Regions from separate parts of the Homo sapiens genome. Here region 1 is linked to region 2. Evidence: read pairs that join two places in POLR2A ChIA-PET (ENCODE). Cell type or tissue: GM12878. All regions are shown on one strand. Links, peaks and the distances in the headings refer to the core of each region. The heading gives the core; the rest is flanking DNA. Region 1 has its middle 13 kb from the start of LBR. Region 2 overlaps ENAH (ENAH actin regulator).

Evidence for each region. Peaks named below come from ENCODE experiments on the same cell type or tissue, not always from the same donor. Only the 100,000 strongest peaks of a DNase experiment are listed, where the experiment ranks them.
Region 1: POLR2A ChIA-PET joins it to region 2 with 7 read pairs; 2 of 35 experiments call an interaction of 5 or more read pairs at or near these places.

What each region holds. Positions count from the first base shown.
Region 1 is chr1:225,439,783-225,442,690 of GRCh38, reverse strand. No RefSeq gene overlaps it. Among named protein-coding and RNA genes, the nearest start is that of LBR, 13 kb to the right of the region's middle. In GM12878, for the core only: a CTCF peak has its summit at 987 (motif pointing right); no DNase peak of the experiment used is centred there; H3K4me3 peaks cover 447 bases; H3K27ac peaks cover 618 bases.
Region 2 is chr1:225,605,532-225,608,439 of GRCh38, reverse strand. The region is part of intron 1 of ENAH (ENAH actin regulator); the gene reads left to right. Among named protein-coding and RNA genes, the nearest start is that of ENAH, 46 kb to the left of the region's middle. In GM12878, for the core only: no CTCF peak of the experiment used is centred there; no DNase peak of the experiment used is centred there.

The DNA.
Region 1 (2,908 bases), core at 166-2,665, 170 kb after region 2:
TTTAGTAGAGATGGGGTTTTACTATGTTGGCCAGATGGGTCTTGAACTCCTGACCTCGTGATCTGCCCGTCTCGGCCTCCCAAAGTCCTGGAATTACAGGTGTGAGCCAGCTCATGTGTTTGTTTTATGCATCCAATAAATCATGAGAAGGACAAAAAGACCACTATGGTGGGGAAATAGTGCCTGTCTTCAGTTAGCAGTGAGAGGCCAGCAGGTAGGTCACACAGACATGTGGCACCAGTTTTGAAGGGGGACATGTAACACAAGTCTTTGTTAGCCAGGATAAGTCCTTCTGCTGGCTGTGCCGGGCCTCACCTGCACCAGGAAGCCCTCACAGGGCTCTGGCATCCAGCAGGGTGCTCTGTGCAGGTGTTTTGGAGAGCATCATGGTGGAGGGTGTTCCTCCTTCTGCAGAGGAGAAGGCACTCATTCCCTGTGTCAACCGGAGCAGGTCATTCAACCATTCTTTCAGTTTCTTCACCTTCAGCATGGCAATTAATGGCTCAGAGGAACCTCAGGATAAAGTACCTCCTGATCCTGTCATGCCTGGAGTGATTCCCGTACAAATCAGTTTTTTTTTTTGTTGTTGTTGTTCTTTCTGTTTAGAGACTTGAAACAGAAAAAAAAAATGGCCCAGATATTGTTTTATTCTCTCTGAACTCCTTCAGGTGCAGAACAAACGGAAAGGGTTCCAGCCCCTTTGCTTTCAGTTTTATCTGCACACAGTAATGACATTCTAGAAGGGTTCCTGAGCTGTGCACCATCTGCCCAGGCCAAGAGCAGGACACGCAACTCAGACTTCTGCCTTGGAAGTGTAAAGCCTGCCCGGGAGTGTCCACCAACTTCCAACTACTTAAAAAAATCCTCCATTTTTTATGTCTTTGCCTTATCATCCCTGCTTGTGGATTATAAATTACTCTTTTCTTGAAAGAAATATAAACAGAAATACCCCCTGCTGTAGCTGGCTGAGGCAGAGCCAGTAGAGGGAGCTCAGGGGCGTCATCAATTATTAATCCATGGTATTCAGAGTTTCTAACGTTTGCAAACATTCAAAAATGACCCAGGTCTTACCAAGAGGGAATGAAATTGTCATGAAACATGCCTGAGCCAATGGCCTGACAAAGCAAGTTGATTTCAACATGGGCGTGGGTGGCAATGTGATCCTCAGGAGCCATAAGTCCAATTGCTGAACGTAGATGCACCCATCTCCCACCCCCTCGCCATCTGAGGTGAGCACTTTGTTCCCATAGCCTCAGATCCATCCTTAGTTGTTACTGACCTGTGGGTGAGGTCTTAAAGGCCCTGGTGTGAATTCAGGGAGTTCTTACTGCTAACTGTATTTAAAAGCTGGGACGGAGAGGAGGCCAGGGTGTGTACATGGAGGGGCAAAGAGCATGTTCAAGTAGTCTAAGAGACTTCCTGCCAACTGGTCCCTTGTATTTTACAATAACGTGTGGCTCAAGCACTACAAATAGATTTAGGGAAAATGGTGGTTTTGGTTTTGAGCTATTTCCAAACTCTAGGAAAGACATTTTTCCAATTTAGGGATGTCAAAGAACTCATCTAGCTATAACTATATACTCAGTCCATTGCTCCAGGGATCAGGCATAGTGTGCTGATTTTCCAGCCAAAGTACTAATTCAGAGAACTGGGAAATTGTCTCCTGCTGTGGGAGGCCGTGTTCTGAGCAACACCCAGCTGGCTTACTGGCCTTTCCAGGCATCTAAATGTCCTACAGCCACGTAGATCCTCTTGGAAAAGCCTTTTAAATAATTCCTCAAGAACAGTGCACTTCATTTCTTCACTCTCCCTCACTAACCTGAATCCCATTTGATAGACATAAAAATCCCAGGCAGTCCTGGAATTTGTTTTAAATTTCTTCCACTGTCAGAGTTTGACACATATTTGCTGAATGAATGAATGGTTAAAGCAATGAATCAGAACTATTTATTGATTGCTTATTGTTAAATTTAAGCCCCACAATAGCTCTGTGAAAGGCAGGTATTATTAGTTTTCTCATTTTACAGATAAGGAAACAGTCTGAAAATAAAATGTAAGTACCTTGCCTAAGATCTCAAGTGCAGGCGCAGAAGCCAGGATTCAAAGGCAGGTGTTTCTGACTCCAAAGTCCATGTGCTTTCTGTTACTCAGTTCTGCTAGTTAGGATTCCTCTAACTCTTTCAATCATGGACTCTCATTGGAAAAAAGCCATCCTCCACCTGAGTTATTTTCCTGGTAGATGTAGCATTATACTTTTTAAAAATGCAGTCCCAGCTACTCCGGAGGCTGAGGCAGGAGCATCCCCTGAGCCCAGGAGTTCAAGGCTGCAGTGAGCTATGATTGCCACTGCACTCCAGCCTGAGTAACACAGCAAGACCCCTAAAAAAAAAAAAAAAAAAGCTTATGTGTCTTATGTGTCCAAAGTACTTGCCCTGAAAAACTGTGTACAGTAAACATGGTTTGAAACTTCACTTTCCTCCTTGGAAACCCAGATCACTTAATTATAGCTTCACTGGCATTTACTAACACATTCACCATTGGAAAAATGTTTTCTTGCTTTGCAAAGGACAATCCATGGAAGAGAAGACTCTGAAGCTCAGTTCTCTTCCACCTTGAATTATGCTGAGATGAAAGCAACTTGAGGTAACAGCTTGCTTCTATGTTAATTAACTCCTGTTAATATTTTATGTTTAAGCCATCCTCAAACCGTATTTTCCCTAGGAAATCGGAAGAGTTCTTCATTTGTTTGCATGTTCCTTGGCCTGAAGAAATTAACAACATTTTGAACTATATTATATATGAAGCCATTTTATGTTGTACTGAAAAAAATGCATGATGCAAATACATTTAGACTCTTAGAGCAATAATTCTTAATCTAGTGGATGCATGCTAAATCAAAATTTCAATG
Region 2 (2,908 bases), core at 96-2,595:
CTTAATGTGAGTCTTTGTTTAAAAAAAAAAAAAAGTCTGTTGTGCTGTGCCCTTGATGGATCTTTTTATTTTAGAAACATGCCCTTCAATGCTTAGAAAGTTGTTTCTTTGGTAATGGACTCTGAAAAGGGAGAACTCCTTGTTAGGGGGTTTTTGGGTCTTCTGAATTCTTTTATCTACTCTTTGCTGTCTGATTTTGTCTTTTTTTTTTTTTTTTTTCTGTTTTTTATATTCCAACTCCTTTATTGGATTTAAAGTTTCTGCTGTCTTTAATTTGAAAAGCTTTTCTTTTGTTTTATGAATGTTTCTTTTAATCATTCTTATTTCACGGATGCGTATCTTTTTTTCGACCCTTTGAGGATATTATGATTCTGTTCCTTGCGTTGTTTCTTTTTTTCCCTTGCTCTGTTTTGATTCCTATCTTTCAAATTAAAGGTTTTCTTAAATGTTTGATGTTCCTTGCCTATCTGTTCAGACTTAAGCCTGAGGCTTTTAAAAAAGTTTTTATTTTTAAAGCAAGTTGGGAAGTCTTTCCATGGTATGGGCCTGTGACATGGTCTTCCTCTCTGAGGGATGAACTGGTGAATCTGGCTTTCCGTGGGGACCCTCAGCTGTCAGTGTCTCCAGGTCTCTCTTTTTTAGGCTGTTTTGTTTTCCTGTCTAAGCTTGACTGCCAGAATTCTGTGGTGAATTGGGGAAAAGGAGGGTGGTGGGTGGGTGGTAAGTTATCATTCAGTATTTAGGCTTGCATTTAATCCCCATCATACCTCCCTCAGAATGCCTTTGTTTACAGTCTCTCCTGTGTAAACTTCCCAGAGTAATGGGCTGAGTGTCTGATGGCATTGTTTGGGTTATGATATCTGGGATTTCGATGAATGGCTCCGTATCTAGAATTTCAACCAGGTGTTTTTTTTTTTTTTTTTTGCCCCCCACCCTGCTCTGGATTCCTGAACTTTTCTAGGCTTTATTCTTGGTACATTCCCTCAGTAATTCTGCTAGACAGTTTCTGTTTTCTTCAGCCTACTAAGTCAGTTACCTCTAATCCATCTGCTTTTCGGCTTTCAAAATTGTGCTTATATCTAGAGCAAGCTTGTCCAACCCATGGCCTGTGGGCCACATGTGGCCCAGGATGGCTTTGAATGTGGCTCAACACAAATTCGTAAACTTTCTTAAAACATGAGATTTTTGTTTTGCGATTTGTTTTTTTTAAGCTCATCAGCTGTCGTTGTTGTTAGTGTATTTTACGTGTGGCCCAAGTCACTTCTTCCAGTGTGGCCCAGGGAAGCCAAAAGATTGCACACTCCTGATCTAGAGTCTGCTGTAGTGTCCTCTTCTGTTTGTTTGTAGTCTCTGCATTTATAAATTATTTATTATTTAGTGTTGGACTTGTAAGAAACACTCTGCTCCACTCTGCCGAGGAAAAGGTGAGCTATTGTGGTGAGGCCTTCACAGGTCTGTGTGCCTGGCACTCTCAGCTGCATTATTCAGGACCTTGGGCTGTACGTAGTTATTTTATTGGATTTGTGTGAGAAGGGCTAGTTTTGTGATTGGTTAAGTTTATTGAAAATAATTTTTTTTTTTTTTTTTTTTTTTTTTTGAGACAGAGTCTTGCACTGTCGTCCAGGATGGAGTGTAGTGGTGTTATGTTGGCTCACTGCAATCCCTGCCTCCTGGGTTCAAGGGATTCTCCTACCTCAGCCTCTCAAGTAGCTGGGACTACAGGTGCACTCCACCACGTCCAGCTAGTTTCTGCATTTTTAGTAGAGATGAGGTTTTGCCATGTTGACTAAGGCTGGTCTCCTGGCCTCAACTGATCTGCCTGCCTTGGCCTCCCAAAGTGTTAGAATTATAGGCGTGAACCGCTGCATCTGGCCAAAAGTTGACTTATTTTGAATGGACTACATTATAGCTTAACTAGATTGTACGAGTGCTTATCAACTAATATGTTAAAATATGGTAATTCCTTTTTTTTTTTTTTTGAGATGGAGTCTTGCTCTGTGTTGCCCAGGCTGGAGTGCAGTGGTGCGTTCTCAGCTCACTGCAACCTCTGCCTCCTGGGTTCAAGCAATTCTGCCTCAGCCTCCCGAGTAGCTGGGATTACAGGTGCCTGCCACCACGCATGGCTAATTTTTATATTTTTAGTAGAAATGGGGTTTTGCTGTGTTGGCCAGGCTGGTCTCGAACTCCTGAACTCAGATGATCCACCTGCCTCGGCCTTCCAAAGTGCTGGGATTACAGGCATGAGCCACTGCACCTGGCCAAAATATGGTAATTCTAATAGGTCACATTCAGGTGTATTTTTTTTAATGGTCTAATATAACATTAAAAGTATTTGTGAAAAATTCCATTTTGGTATTTTAAGCATAATCTATCCAAAAGGAACATTAAAAAATAATAATAAAAGGGGAATGTGAGGTTTAGGTTTTTAAGATGTTCAGTATTTTTAGGTAAGAGTGTTGTAGTAGTTTGCTAGGGCTGCCATGACAAAATACCACAGACCCAGTGGCTTAAACAGTACTTTCCTCACAATTCTGAAGGCTAGAAGGTCAAGGTGTTGGCAGGGTTGGTTCCTTCTGAAGCCTCTTTCTTGGCTTGCAGATGGCTCTCCTTCTCTGTCCACAGTGATCTTCCCTCTGTGTGTGTCTGTCCTAATCTTCTTATAAGGGCACCATTCATATTGGATTAGGGCCCACCTGTATACTCAGTTTACCTCAGTTACCTCTTTAAGGCCCTGTCTTCAAATACAGTCACATTCTGAGGTAATGGGGGTAAGGATTTTCACATGTGAATTTGGTGGGTGTTGGAGGGGCACAGCTCAGCACATAACAAATATTTTTATTATCTCATGCATTTAAAGGAGTATCATTTCTGATACACTTCAGAAAGGAATGTATTAGTGTGATGAAGT